Linked DNA regions of Homo sapiens: region 2 is linked to region 1. A link is an interaction called in ENCODE POLR2A ChIA-PET data of the cell type or tissue named here. Cell type or tissue: GM12878. All regions are shown on one strand. Links, peaks and the distances in the headings refer to the core of each region. The heading gives the core; the rest is flanking DNA.

Region 1 (7,912 bases), core at 2,063-4,562:
GGAGTGAGGCTGCTGCAGGCCAAAAATGCCTGGTGCCAGCAAAAGCTGGAAGAGGCAAGGAAGGACCTTTCCCTGGGGCTTTTGGAGGGAGTGCAGCCCTGCTGATGCCTTAGTGTTGGATATCTGGGCTATGGAACTATGAGAGAGAAACTTCTGTTGTTTTAAGCCACCTAGTTTGTGGTACTCTGTTATGGCAGCCACAGGAAACTAATACACTCTTTACCACCTGAGTGACCTTGGCCAACTTACTTAACCTCCATGAATCAGTCCCCTCAAAGGACCACCCTCCCCCCAGGGTCACTGTGATGATAAAGTGCTTTAGCATAGGTGACTGGTTTAGACCAGGGCCTGGTACCTAGCACATGCTATGCCAGTGTTTCTATCATGGCAGCAGCAGATGCAGTGGAGCTTAGATTTCAACTGTGTCCATGCTGGTTAGAAAAGTCACAGTCTGGGACACAGGACACTTCTGGAAGAATCTCCCTCAGTGGATCCCAGTGTTCCAGCAATGTTTTCCAAGCAGCTGAAGAACAGGAAGCAGGAACAGGGTTCCCTACAAGAGCCATTATTCAGATGCCTCTACATCTGACTGGTTTCGGAGAAGTGTGACTTCTGGAGGTTTATGTGCTGGGACTTTAACAGCATACGTACTAAAAACCACATTTATGTTTCCTCAAATGCTGGGCTCTCTATGAGCCTTGACCTGCCTGAGAAGATTAGAGGCGGCTGCCTAATCTGATCAGTCAACTCAGTGAAACAACTGCATTGATTAAAGCCATAAGATGTTAGGATTCTCTGTTCTTGGTGGCCTAAAAGGTCCCATTCCTTTCCCAAAGTGCTTAGCTTGATCCCATCCCAGGGAACAATTTTGGGTGGAGGAGAACCTGGCCACAGATCATAAGATCATGTATGACTAAGTCTACTTGCCTTCATGGAAACATACATGGAGTTTTGGGCAATTTCTTTGAAGCCCCTCTAGAGGCTTCTAAAGATTGTTTAGTGCCATCTGGTTTTTAATCCTGGATGTCAAACTTGTTGATTTTTGCCCTGGACCATCTGTTTTTCAACTTCCCACGGAACCTTTCCTTTGGGCCAAGTAGGGAAAGAAATACTATATTTTTAATTCTTTTTGTTTTGCCTTCTCATCCCAGTCACAGCATTAGAAAGGGAAAATCGACTGTCTGACAAAGCTCTGAAAGACTGGACATGAAGTGCTGGCCTTGCTATCTGCAGGGCATCTCCCTATAGATTGGATACCTTTTCCTTCACTCTCTGATAAAAAGTGAGACAGACTGAGCATAGTCCTGTGACCATTTAATGCCTGTGCCCAGAACATGGGTCTGTACCACTTGCAGGAGTCACAGTGGGGAGGAGCAGGGACCTTGGGGTCTGCCTGCCTCTGTCTGAATTCCAGCTGAGCCCATTCCTAGGCCAGTGCCTGGGAAAGTTATCTGACCTCTGAGATCCAGTCTACTAGCCTCACAAGTGAGACTGTGACAACACTTACCTCAATGAGGCACTGGACATCATCTCATTTAATCCTCAACATGCCTCAGTGTCCAGCATTTAACAAGCTCCCATAAACATTAGTTACTCTCATTCCTTAATATGAATAGCATTTAAAATAATAAAGTGGGAGAGAGCAATGCTGCATGCCCTACAACTGGCCAGAGAGCTTGCAGCAAGGAGAATGCTTAGGTGGAACATACAGGCCTTTTCTGTGTTCATCCCATTCCAAAGGATTTGGTGTTGCCATATATGGAACATGAAGATTAGAAATGGCCATTTCCAAACTGGTGAATCCCTTGGTGCCTTTTTCTCCATTGTGATTCATCCGGGGTACCCTCAGTTTTCAGTGGTCATGGTCATTCCAAACCAGCCATGAGCTGGGGGAACATTGTACTGTGGTAAACCCAGGGCCACCTGACCAGAGCTTCTCCAATTTTATAAACCCAAGTTGTAGGTGGGATGATGGATGCAGGCTTCCCTGGCAAATGCTTCCTGGGCATTGTAGACACTGTCACTTCTAGGGGGCTGCAGTTGCCTCATTGTATAATTCTGGTCATCAGAAAGGAGGCAGTAATGGATGAGCTGCCCTTCTGGACAAAATGACATCTCTCTTATTGAAAAAGGCTAAGAAGCTATTTTCTTTTCCCCCTCTGCAACCACTATTTATTGCATGAGATTTCAGAATGATGATGATAAAAAAGCAAGTTTATAGAGACATCATGAGGTTGTGTAAATAAAATAAAGTAATATCTGGGACAGATATACCAAAGAAAATTGAACCCAAAATGTCTAACTTTGCAGTCCATACTCAGCCAGAACTCCCAATGAATTAAAACACAGACTGCATAATTATGTACACAAAATGCCTTTAAAGTTGCTCCATAAATTTGGAGAAAAAAGGATAGTCTGTGTAAAGCTACTAGGGCAAAATTCCTTACTGTGGGTTTATAGGCACTAGTACAAGTGGTTCCCAAATCCCCGTTTTTATTTTTTAATTATAAATAAGAAGAACACAGTCTCCCCTTGCAACTTCCACTTCGTCACAGCCTCCAGGCACAGAGGACAGAGTTCCTGGAAAAAAGGAAGGCTTAATTCCAGGTCTGTAATAGCAAAGTTACAGTCAGACTGAACATTGATTATATTTAAATCCACCATATTTTTCCTTTGAAAACCACATATTATTTAACATCTTGAATGCTTTACATTGAATTTGTTGAAAAATTCTCCCTGTGTTTTCAGGCCTTTATCATAATTTTGTTTTTATTTCTTAATTTTTCTTTTCAAATAAGTGAGAGAATCAAGTTAATTGAGCAATGATATGTAAGTCATTCAGTTAATATGGAAATTTTGGGCCAGCCATGGAGGCTTATGGCTGTAATCTCAGCATTTTGGGAGGCCGAGGCAGGCAGATCTCTTGAGCCCAGGAGTTTGAGACCAGCCTGGGTAACATGGAGAAACCCTGTCTTTCCCCCAAAATACAAAAATTAGCCGGGCATGGTGGCATGTGCCTCTAGTTCCAGCTACTCGGGAGGCTGAGGCACAAGAATAGCTTGAGCCTGGGAGGTAGAGGTTGCAGTGAGCCAAGATCATACCACTGCACTCCAGCCTGGGTGACAGAGCAAGACCCTGTCTCAAAAAAAAAAAAAAAAGAAAGAAAAGAAAGAAGAAAAAAAAGAAAGAAAGAAAGAAAGAAAGAAAGAAAGAAAGAAAGAAAGGAAAGAAGAAAAAGAAAGAAAGAAACAAAAGAAAGAAGAAAAAAAGAAAGAAAAGAAAGAAGAAAAAAAGAAAAAGAAAGAAGAAAAAGAAAGAGAAAGAAAGAAAAAAAAGAAAGAGAAATTCTGGGAATTCTAGCTTTCTCTTGGTGCATGCTCTCATTCGATTGAAATCAAGCAGTTTCTACATGAGGCAGACAAGTTCCTAGGGTATGCAGAAAGGGGCAATATCTTGGTTCTTGCTTCAAAAGAGCTAACTGCTGCTGGGACCTACGGTTGAGCAATGACTCAGGGACCTGGCTGGTAAAGAGGAAGGAAGTGGCTATGGAAAGTTGCTGTTAAGTAACTGGAGCCCCAAAATAACATAATATTGACCAAGTCATCCCACCCCCAACACCTACCATTACTGAGAGTAACAATGTGGAGATAGCCATGCAGGCTCCTGGGTCCATTTGTCACTTATTTGAGTTCCCTTCGTTACAACTCTTAATGCTACTGAACTCTAATTACATGACATGGAAATGCATGGGATGAAGGAGCTGGAGGGGATTTGCCCTCAACTCCACAGTCCCATGAGAGAGTGATTTGTCTTTATATAAATAGCTATCAACTAAATTGAGATCATAAGAGTTATATCTTTGAAGATAACATATAATTGCATTCATAAGAAGTATTCAAAATCACCATTTCATAAATTTTTCCAATATCCCTATGAGTAGGGATTGTTATTCTCATTTTACCAACGAGGAGTCTCATTACTAAATGTAGGAAAAGTACTTGATCTGAGTAGCATGATAAAAAGTACACATTAAAACAAGAAGACATATTTTGACCATCAAACTAGCAAGGATATATAAACCATAAAATTAACAACGTTTAAAAAATAATGCTTTATGCTGGCAAGGTTATGCTGACATTGAAATGAAAATTCTCTTTCTGCTGATAAAAGTACATGTTGGTTAAGCCTCTCTGAAGAGCAATTTGCAATGTGTCTCAGGAAAATTATTCATACATTTAGATGCAGTAATTTTATTTCTGAGATTTCCTTCTAAGGAAGTAATAAGAAATGTAGACAAATTTTGCATGCAAAGATCTTTCTCGCAATGTTTTTTATAATGATAAGAACTTGGATATAACAAATATTTAACCACTTATGATACACCTACATAATGGAATATTATGGAGCCCCTAAAATTATATTTTTGAAAACTTTTAATGACATGAGAAAACATTCAAAATGTACTGTTAAATGAAAAAGGCAGGATTAAAAACTTACATAATAGTATGATCATGGTTATATCAAAACATATGTGCAAATCCATTCAAACTAGACTGGAAGAAGTAGAACTTAGTTAACTTGTTCGAGGTCAAATATCTGCCAAGCAGAGGAGCCAGCACCTAAACACAGTTCTTCTGACACTAATCCCAATGTCTCCTTCCCCATATCATGATGTCTCAGAAAATACTCAGTTTGAGTAATACATTGTTGTTTGTTTTATTAGAAAACAAACTATTCATGGAATTATGCTAAAATCCATTACTACTTTGATTAGATTCAGGAATTCAAGTAAATTTTGGGGTATTGCTCAATTTCCCTAGTTCTGCAAGTTGCTGAAACCACACCCACGTTTACAACACCCAAGTATGCTAAGCCCATGGCTAGGACTCAGTTTCCAAAATGTGTTACCTGCACTATATTTGTAACCCCCTTTAACACAGAAAGAATCATAAAATTCAATATAGAAGATGACTTGGAGAGGTTATATTTTTCTAGTAGTTTCCAAATTGAACTAAACAGCAACACTACTAGCGTGATTTTCTCAAAATACAGATCCAGGTCCTACCCCAAGGATTCTATTTTAGCAAGTCAGGGTGGAGCCCTGTCCTCTGTATTTTAAATAGTACCCTGGGTAGGACCATCTTTAAACCATTCCAACCAGTGGTAGTGATGCGTCTGATGAGGTCCCCACATGCACGGAGTTACATGTAGTGATTCCACTACTTCAGGTTAGAAAAACACCTCTTCAAAACCTGGATTTATTTATAACGTGAGTATACTGGCCACTGAGTCCTGTAACTACTTGACTCATTCTTTCAATGGTTACTGGGGAAATCACTTTATCTTCCACTGATGCCTGCACTAGATATTTACTGTTGCTTAACAAAGGATTCTCAAACTTGGTGGCATCAGGCAACAAGCATTTATTATCTCATGATTTCTATGGATCAAAATGCTAGGCACAGTTTAATTGGGTGCTCCTGGGTCAAGGTCTTTGTTGAGGTTGCAGGCAAACTATTGGCCAGGGCTGTGGTCTCATCTGAAGGCCAGAGAGAGAGAGAAAAAGGGGAGGGAATCTGTTTTCAATTTCACTTACACAATTATTGGCAGGTCCTTCTACGCTGGGCTGAATGACAACATGGTAGCTGACTTCCCATAGAAAGAGAGAACAAAGAAAGCAGGAGTGAGAAAGTGAGAGTAAGAGACAGAACAAGAGAGATTGAGCAAGAAAATGTGCAACCATATGCACCCAAATGTGCACTGAAGACAGAAGTCACAATCTTTCTGTGATCTAATCTTGAAGTAACATCTCATCATTTTTTCATATTTGTTAGAAGCAAGTCAACTTCAGCACATAACCAAGGAGAGAAAATTACACAAGGTTGTGAAATACCAGAACCATGGCTCGTTGTGATCCATCCTAGGGAGTATTTGATGCACTGTCCTGGGCAAATGGCAGAAATAAATTCCATATCAAACCACCTTCACCTCTATCCTTCAATTTCTACTTGGTAAGTAAGCAGAGGTGAGGCTGGAGTGAACTCTGCATATTTGTGATAGTTAAACCAAGAGGGCCAAGGCAGAAGGAAAATCTGCAAGTTTAGTGTGGGCCAATGCTGGCATTTTCAAACATACAGCATGAGCTGTGAGTGTCATCTTCAGTATCAATAGCGAGACTTGGTTAACAGTGTCACTGATTCTTTTTGTTCTTCAAAGAAGTGCACATTTCAAATAGCCTTGGGGACTATTGTTCTCGACTTCTTTTTTTCTGGCTCTAACTTGTGAAGCCATATTCAGTTATTCTAGAAAAGACATTTGAACTTCATGGTCTGACCTCAACTGCAACTTGCTCAGGGGGCTAACACGACTATACCTTCCATTTTCTTTGAGAGGGAGACAACAAATATTGGGCAAAAAGTAAATGCATTTATATATTTTTATATGTATATAAGTATACAGTTAAATGTTGAACTACATGCACAGGTTTGAGCTGGGCAGGTCCACTTATAGGTGGATTTTTTCAAGCAAATGCAGATTGAGGGATGCAAAACCTGCATATAGGGAGGGCCGACTTTTCATATACACAGTTCTGTAGGGCCTACTGTGGGACTTGAGCATGTGGGGATTTTGGTATACACTGGTGTCTGGAACAAATACCCCTCGTATGCCAGGGATGACTGTGCGTGTACATGTATATATGTGTGAGTATATGTGTGTGTGTGTATGTGTGTGTATATATTTATATGTGTGTCTATACATGTGCACACACATCACACTTCCTTGGGACCATCTGGAGTGCCTCAGCTTACCCCACATGTCCAGCTTAGCCTTGGTAGCAGAGCCTTCAGGTAATGTGAACAAAGTTAGGTTTCCAGACTCAACTAGTTTATCCACTAGATCTACCATGTAGAGTTAAATCCAACTTGCCATCTGGTTGCCAGATGATGAGTACTACAAGCATTTTCCAGCAACTCAACTTGCTATTGAGTCACAGCCACAAACAAAAGCAGCAGATACAGCTGCCCAATGGCCGCAGCAGATACAGCTGCTTGATGGCTGCTTTTAGGATGCAATATTTTCTGTCTCTCCCCATGAAATCACTGGTGAGGAGGGAGTCCCTTTTGTCATTTCAGCTGCCAAGACATTTCATGCTAATGAGCTGTGAAGGGGAAGTCGCTAATGATATGAAATCCCTCTTTATGGCCAGGGCTGGGCCAAGGCCACCAGAGGGGTGATGGAGAGGTTCTTAACAACAGAGGCTGATTCTTCTGTTGCTGGAAGGTGAGAGGACAGGCCAATCCATAAACAATCCCCAAGGACTCTGGGGGCATCGTCCTGTTTCCATAAGCCTCCATGCCCTTCCTCTCTGACACCTCAAAATTTTATATGGGAGCTTAAGTTAGCCAGGTTCAGAGGGAAATAGAAGGAGAAATACTTTTGGCAGATCACCTAGGAAAACTAAAAGTAATTCCCAAGGTACCTGTTTGAAGTAAGGAAAGTCCCATAAAAAATTGCTATTCCATTGGAGTCCACGTCCACCCTAATTCAAGCCAGCTGATGGCCCAAAGACGTGAACGAAGGGGTGGCCAAGGGAAGCGTGTGTGGTACAGTGGAAAGACCCCTGCTTGGGAGTCAGAGAATCTGGTCCGTGTCTCACTTTGTTATTTTTGGCTGTGTGATATTGTGTAAAACACCAGAATTTTCTGAGTTTTATATCCTTATCTATGTGATATCATTAGCTACTTCAGGTGATTGTTATGAAATTAAGTGAGATTACATCCGTAGAAAGGGATATTAAAATACTGTCACTGTTTTTAAAATGTATATATTTTCACCATTTTCTCCCTGTGGCAGAAATTCTGCTGCCAGAGAGGTATGACTCTTTGGGATAAGGTGCTGTTCTCTTGGTGAC
Region 2 (7,912 bases), core at 3,610-6,109, 510 kb after region 1:
TCTATGAAAATGTCAGTTTTACTGTTTTTTGTCCCTTCTGTTTTTGATATAACTCAGTCATGTAATTGTAACATAGAAGTGTTTGGTCTTCATTGATTAAAAATGAGGTAAATTTTAAAAAATGTTTAATGTTTAAGTTTTAGGTATCAGTGTAGAGTGCCAAGGATATTTTTCGAGCCTCTCCCTGAAATTATACTTATAGTAAAAAAAGTCTTTGCTAACTAGCCAAAAATTGCTACCCATTAGGATTTATTAGTGAATTATAAGCATATGACCAAAAATTGTCATTTAAAAAAGTTATGTTCTTATTTTTAAATTAATGTCGAATGAATATAAAGTATTAAAAACCTTTAAAAAATTTCCTTCCAGGCTAACTATATGTCAGAAAGCATCAGCTTTTCTCGATGGACCCATTCATCTAATGAAATATGCCTGTACTATTTTAAAAAGCTTTGTATTTCGTCATAGAAAAGTTCATCCCCCCAGAATGAAAATGAGGACATTTGAGAAGGTGATTTAAGGTGTGGACATTTGAGAAGGTGTCCTATCAAATTAGTAAACCAAAGGAAAAGTACTGAATAGATTAATCCAAAACACTTACTGTTTTTTAAACGAAGAGGATTTCACCTTGACAGAAAAACAACTTTTATTCAATATGTATTTCCTGAAATTAAAGAGACAAGTACAGACTGAAAGGAAAATAGATTCGTAAATAAGCTACGTCAACTCTATCCTGCTGAGGATAGCTCAGTGATGTTAAATCCTTTACAAATCCCTGGTTGTCTTCCTACAGACAAGACTGCTTTTTGATGGGACTGATATTAAGAGAAATAGGACCTTTGGGGCATTCAACTCCTTGATAAAACTTAAAAGTATCGGCATGAGTGGCTTAACAGAGGAAATAAAGAAGTTTTCAACTAAATCCAAAAGTGCGGTCATTTTCTTTACTGCTGTTATTTTAAAAACCTCTTCATAACCATTGAAAAAGAATCGACAACTATTTTAAAAGATTAAAGAAAGGCAGATGTCTGCAAATAATTCCCCTCCATCAGCCCAGAAGTCTGTATTACCCACAGCTATTCCTGCTGTGCTTCCAGCTGCTTCTCCGTGTTCAAGTCCTAAGACGGGACTCTCTGCCCGACTCTCTAATGGAAGCTTCAGTGCACCATCACTCACCAACTCCAGAGGCTCAGTGCATACAGTTTCATTTCTACTGCAAATTGGCCTCACACGGGAGAGTGTTACCATTGAAGCCCAGGAACTGTCTTTATCTGCTGTCAAGGATCTTGTGTGCTCCATAGTTTATCAAAAGGTACTGTGTGTGCTATTATCAGTAGTAAATAATATTGTTACTGATGTTTTTCTATAAATTATACGTGTACCAGTGAGTTAAGACATACTGATCCATCAGTAGTTTATTCTGTGCATTTTTGGAAGAGTTCTAATGACCTCTGAGGCTAAAGACTGAAATTTCAGAGTCTAGCTAATTGGAACATATATCCCAGATTTAAAATACATTTATTTGGCTGGGCGTAGTGGCTCACGCCTGTAATCCCAGCACTTTGGGAGGCTGAGGCAGGCAGATCACCTGAGGTCAGGAGTTCGAGACCAGCCTGGCCAACATGTTGAAACGCCATCTCTACTAAAAATACAAAAATTAGCCAAACATGGTGGCAGGCACCTGTAGTCCAAGCTACTCATGAGGCTGAGACAGGAGAATCGTGGGGAGCAGGGCAGGCGGCGGAGGTTGCAGTGAGCTGAGATAGCGCCACTGCACTCCAGCCTGGCACGGCAACAGAGTGAGACTCAGTCTGAAAACATAAATAAAATGCATTTATTTTAGCTTTAAAGTATCACTCTTCTGTTTGTCTCTCAAGAGCAGGAAAATCTGTATAGAGTCAAGGCAGCATAAGAAATCTCATTTGTTTTCAGAGAAAACAGGAGGTAGAGGGCACAAGGCCCCCTGGGACACAGTAGCTAGCAGCTGAGTCCCATCTCCATACCTTGTTATCTCTAGGTACCCTGTGTTCTGGCCCCTCTTTTTTTTATCCATTTCCTTCTCTTTAGATCTTGTTTAGGAAGATTCTGAACGTCCTGAAAAATAAACTGCCATTTAATATAGGACCATGCTTTCTGTCTTTTAAAAAATAGGTAAATTAATTTTGAATATACGACAAAATATTTGAAAATTCAGGGTGGTTTTATGTTGTTTCTCATTCACCCTCCTTCCCTGTACCGTGCCGTTTTCTTAAGGAACTTTAGCTAAATATCTTTAATAATCCCGATTTGATGGATGAGGCTAGTATGTTTTCTGTGTTATCAAAAGAGTTTATATGGGTTGTATGAATTGGTTATATTTTATTTTTAGTAGATTTTAATGAATTTTCAAGCATGTTTCAGATTTGTTTCAAACAAATTGTAAACTTTCTATTTGCAAAAATCATCTCTCTCTGGGAATTCATGCTCTTCATCTTACTGTCTTTGTTTCAATTCTTTACGCTTTATATAGTTTATCATTCATTATCTTCTGATGTAAATAATTACCCATCCAAAAGATGTTGTGCAGTTTGTGAAAATGACCTATGCTGCCTTTGTTTTAACAATGACTTGTACATGTGGCCTAAGTTATTCCTAAGTAAGAATAACTTTACTTCTGTAGACCTGTAGAGCATTGTATCCTTCCGTAGCTTTGCTTTTAGTTTCCCTTCCATTATCCTTTACAGACTGTTTTCAAACACTTTTGCAACTAGATTGTAATTTTTTTATTTAATTTTTAAACTTAAATACATATTTGTAACTTAAATATAATGTTCCCTTTTTATTTGAAACCATAGAAACTCATAACCAGTGTTTTGATGACTCTCTATGATTTAGTTTTCAATCTTTGGAAATTTCATTTACTTATTTTTTGCACAGTTTTTTAATTGAGAAAAAATTGTATATATTTATTAAGTACAGTATGTTCTTTTGAAATATGTATATGTGGTGTAATGGCTAAATTGAGCTAATTGATTTACTTCTACAGAGGTTTACCAGTTTTCTGCAGGATTATTCTAGAATCAGTGTTACTTCATTAATATAAATGTGAGGAGTGGGTCAGTGGGTGAAATTCTTGGAGAACCAGATTAAAAATCTTGATCTGTGAGCAACTAGAGTGATGTCAGGGAAATAGGATATAGCTTAAAAAGGATAATTATACAAATATAAAATAGTTATTGATTGTGGACATAGCAGCATAAAATCGATATAGTAAACTGAATTTTACAATGACTCTTGCAGGGGAATCATTTTTCCTCAAGAGGAACTCTCCCCATTCTCCCGTGTCTTCTACTCTTGTTGAGTGCAGTTTTCTATAAATGTCAGTTGGGTCAATTGGTTGATAGTGTTCAAATCTTCTATATCTTTATTGACTTCTTTCTACTTTCTCTTATCTTTTCTCGAGAAAGGACTATTGAAATCTCTCAACTACAATTGTAGATTTGTCTTTCTCCTTTCAGTTTTATCAGTTCTTTTCTTTGATTTTTTGGCGCTCTCTTATTATTTGCAAACACATTTGGGACTTTTACAGCCTTTGATATATTGATCCCTTTTTCAATATAATTTTTCAAGATCTTGTTCTGAAGCTTACAGATGTTCCTTGGCTTACAGTTATGTCCTGATAAACCCATGGCAAGTTGAAAATATTAAGTTGAAGGTGTGTTCTGATATATGATATTTTCAATCTGCTGTGAGTTTATCCTATTGTAAGTTGAGGAGCTCCCTGAACGTGTATCCCTTTTGCACTATTGTAAAGTCGAAAACTTGTATGTCAAATCATCTTAAGTGAGGGACTGTCTTAAGTGAGGGACTAATACTTGGTGTTAATCATTCTTTTTATAAAAAATTAGTGTTTGCATTGTGATATCTTTTCACATGCTTTACTTATGACCTCTCTGTTTTCCTATGTAAAGTAGGATTTTTTTAGCTTGCATGTATTAATAGTTGGGTATGCTTTTTAGATTCACTCTGTCAACTTCTGCTTTTTAAGTGTTTAGGCCATTTCTATTTAATACTGTTTTCCATATAGAAAACATGTGTTTAAATAGATTGGCTGTTTTCTATTTGTCCCTTCTGTTCTCAGGTCCTTTTCTGCCTTCTTTTGAATTACATTATATAATTCCATAGTACCTCCACTGCTGGTTAATTATACTCTTTACAGTTTTTTTTTTTTTCATCAATTCCGCTAATGCAGGGGTCAGCAATCTGTATCCATAAGCCGAATCTGGCCCACCACCTGTTGTCAATAGAGTTTTATTGGAACACAGGGTGCTCAATCCTTTATATCTTGTCTGTGGCTTCTTTTGTTCTGCAGCAGCAGAGTTGAGTAGCTGTGACAGAGACCATATGGCCCACCAAGCCTAAAATACTACTGTTTGGCCTGTTGCAGAAAATGTTTGGAAATCCCTGTTCTAGTTTATATAATATGCATCTGATCAGAGTATCTTCAAACAATATCATAGCACTTTATAATGTAATATATACCTTAGAACAGTATATTTCTATTTTCTTCCTATTGTCATTTTTATATTTTATTTCTACATGCAGTCAATTATTGTTATTCATAGTAGTTATATTCTGTAAAGTCACTGAGAACACTGAATTAGCTAATAGTGAACGATTGCTCCTAGTAGGACCTAGTGGAACCTTTGTTCCTAGTGGGAGGATAGGTTCCTGCAAGCCTCTGGTCACATTTTCGTCAACCAATAAATACATAACCTTGTTTTATGTGTTTCTGTTTGAAGACACTTTATTTAATATATATAGTTGATTCATTAACATTGTACTCACAGCTAACAGCGCTGTTACTTATACCTGAATGTTATTGAACACGTGTAGTTACTCTATAAGGGACATCATAAACTTTTTGCACTTGAGAACACTAGACTGCTTCAGCACTGTGCTTGGGAGCCATTTTAAACAGAAGAGTCACTAACAAAAGATGAAAAAAATGCAGAAAATATGGCACTAAATAGACTGTGAAAAGGACTCTTATTTACACTATAAGAGCTGGAACAAGAAGGCAGAGCTATAACAAGACTTTGACTTGAAATATGTAGTACGATAGAAAAGCTGTGTTTGCCTCTGAGCTGTGCCATGACCACATTTGAAATAATACATTGTTTTAAATTTTTTTCACTCCCAGCCTACTATTGGAAATAAGTTGAAGGGGTGTGAACCAAGCTCCTTGTCAGATATTTCCACGATTCAGTAATTTTTGATGAAATAGTTATAATCAAATGAATAAACTCATAACATATATTTTGACAAATGCAGGCTTTATTGCTATGTTTGTGTCTATTTTTTCCCAACAAAATCTTAACCAGTCTGCTTTTGAACAGCCCACAAGATTTTCTGATTACTCTTATCATTGAGCATTTCCTGGTTAGCTTTTTTAAAAATTATAGGCAAAAGTTCAAAGCTTGTTTTGTCATATTTATGGAAAAAGAAAAAAACCTAGTTTTAAAAAATCTTTTACAATAGGCCACATGTTACAAGGATCAGGATGTTTACAAACTCGATGCATGTAGTTGCAAGGTTATATGCATTTTAAATGTGGACTTGATTTGTAACAGTGGTTTTCAACCCAGACTGCACTGGAGAGTAACTAGGAGGTTAAACAGGTCCTTCCTAGACCAATTAAATCAGGTCCTTTGGGAGTGGGAGTCTGTTTAAGAGTTCTATCTATGATTCTAATGAGAGCCACAGTCTAGAACCTCTAGTCTAATGGAAATTTGATAAGCCTAAGGACCAGATAAGTAACAATCTGAAGATACATTTTTTCAAATATTGAAATTGTATATTTTGTCCCGTGAGTGCCATCTTATTTTCCACATACTGAAAATATACTTTAAAAAAATTCTTAAAATTAAAAATTTCAGAGAGGTCTGCAGCTGATTATAGGTTAATGTGATAATTGCAAATTCTAGGTAGATTTTCAGTCTCCCTGGTGGCAGTTTGCAGAGAGCTAAATAGTGTTATACAATTATCCTACACCTGGGTGCCATTATCTGTTATGGCTTTGCTTCAGTTGAACAAATATTTATGGTGCACTACTCTTCAGTCACTGTGCTAGATAACTGTGGAAGCTCCCAAGATGAAACACAAATTCCCTGCCCCTGTGATTTATGCTCTAGAAAAGAAGATGAGCAAATGTCAAATTGCCCTAATATAAGGTAGATGTAAGTCCTGAAATAAAGGTACAATATGATAAAATGACTCAGGAAGGAGAGCTGTCACCTTGTTGGAAATATGAAATCATATTTTCAATCCTACTTTTTGCTTGCCATCACCAACTGTAGTACTTCACCTGGAGAAATAAGCTTTTGCTGGTACAATGCCATGCTACTACTTTGATAGCTTGTAGCATGGATAAAGCAAGATACCTTTAACATCCTCACTAGTCTGTGAGACAGCAGATACTGGTCTCTTTATGCACATATAGAGTCTGCTTTCTTTTGCTTGGTCAGATAAAAAGTTTTGTGATTCTGCTTCCTAGTGGTGCTCTAAATTTTATTTGTGTTAGAATTAGTTATTCAAGAAATTCGTGATAATCTCTGCCCTCTTCACTCTGCAGCAGTTAACTGGACAGACGTGTAGTTGCCAGCAATGAGCAGGTGACAGAAATATGTGATTGCTTATGTATAAGGTATTATTGCAAGATTACTTACAAAATAATGCTGATCAATCTCTGATCTCTGGTCCAGATTCCTTTCCTAAGCTTCAGACATGCCATGTTCTATCTTTTAACTAGCCTTGAACACCCTTTCATTGCCACATCCTCTGCTTAGACCTCCAGCAAGTTTTTTTCTGTATGGATGTTGGCATCCTATCCAACACATTGTATTTTAACATTCATAATGCTCATTGTAATTGTCTCTTTTCTTGACTGTATCCACTATAAAACTAAGCTTTATGATGCCAGATATCATGGCCACAGTAGGTGCTCAGTGAATATTCTTTGGTTGAATAAATAAAGGAAGGAATTAATATGAAGCAGTATAGTGTTATAGTTAAAACCATTAGTTTTGGGGTTAAACTGGAGTTCATTTCTACCACTTATTAGTTGTGTAATCTTGATTCCTTGTCTGAAAAATGAGGTTAAAAGTAGCACTCATCTCTCATCATTGTGTGTGTATATTAAATGATATGTTTCTAAAATGCTTAGCCCAATACTTAGCAAATAGTAATCACACAGTATATGCTAGCTAATCAATATTATTATGTATTAATCTGATCTTAGTGGTTTCCAAACTCAAAAGAAAACTTGAGCTATTACACTTCGAGGTCCCTCTCTGTTGAAGATTTATTAGAATTAGCCAGTGGTAATCTAGAAATGACTGAAAACTACTATCAATTAAGTTTATGTTAATTTTTTGATTTGTGCTTTATAGAATATATACATATGTCAAAATCTGTTTTCTCTGTAGAAGACAGCTGATTCCTTCCTTGATCTGAATAGGTACTCACAGTTTTCTATTAGCTTTACTAATTCTCCTTTTATTGGTACAGAAAATTAGAGGTTAATGGTATATCAATTCTGTGATTTATTTTATCTTCTGTTCTTGGGCTGCATGTGAAAACCTGTGACTTCTATATTAGAATATTTTGGTATAATATATTCCTAAGGGCATAATGTGCTGCCTTTTTTTTTTTTTTTTTTTTTGAGACGGAGTCTCGCTCTGTCGCCAGGCTGGAATGCAGTGGCGCGATCTCGGCTCACTGCAACTTCCGACTCACTGGTTCAAGGGATTCTCCTGCGTCAGCCTCCCGAGTAGCTGGGATTATAGGCACGCACCACCACACCCAGCTAATATTTGTAGTTTTAGTAGAGACAGGGTTTCACCATGTTGGCCAGGATGGTCTTGATCTCCTG

The links. ChIA-PET counts read pairs that join two places held together with the same protein. Peaks named below come from ENCODE experiments on the same cell type or tissue, not always from the same donor. Only the 100,000 strongest peaks of a DNase experiment are listed, where the experiment ranks them.
Region 2: POLR2A ChIA-PET joins it to region 1 with 10 read pairs; 2 of 35 experiments call an interaction of 5 or more read pairs at or near these places.

The regions. Positions count from the first base shown.
Region 1 is chr2:37,818,564-37,826,475 of GRCh38, reverse strand. PIRAT1 (PU.1 (SPI1) induced regulator of S100A8 and S100A9 alarmin transcription 1) reads left to right here. Exons shown (of 4, transcript NR_110012.1): 4 at 1-229. Among named protein-coding and RNA genes, the nearest start is that of PIRAT1, 53 kb to the left of the region's middle. In GM12878, for the core only: no CTCF peak of the experiment used is centred there; a DNase peak (open chromatin) is centred at 3,525.
Region 2 is chr2:37,309,637-37,317,548 of GRCh38, reverse strand. It overlaps PRKD3 (protein kinase D3), which reads left to right. Exons shown (of 19, transcript NM_005813.6): 2 at 370-1,312. The coding sequence starts at 1,025. Among named protein-coding and RNA genes, the nearest start is that of PRKD3, 11 kb to the left of the region's middle. In GM12878, for the core only: no CTCF peak of the experiment used is centred there; no DNase peak of the experiment used is centred there.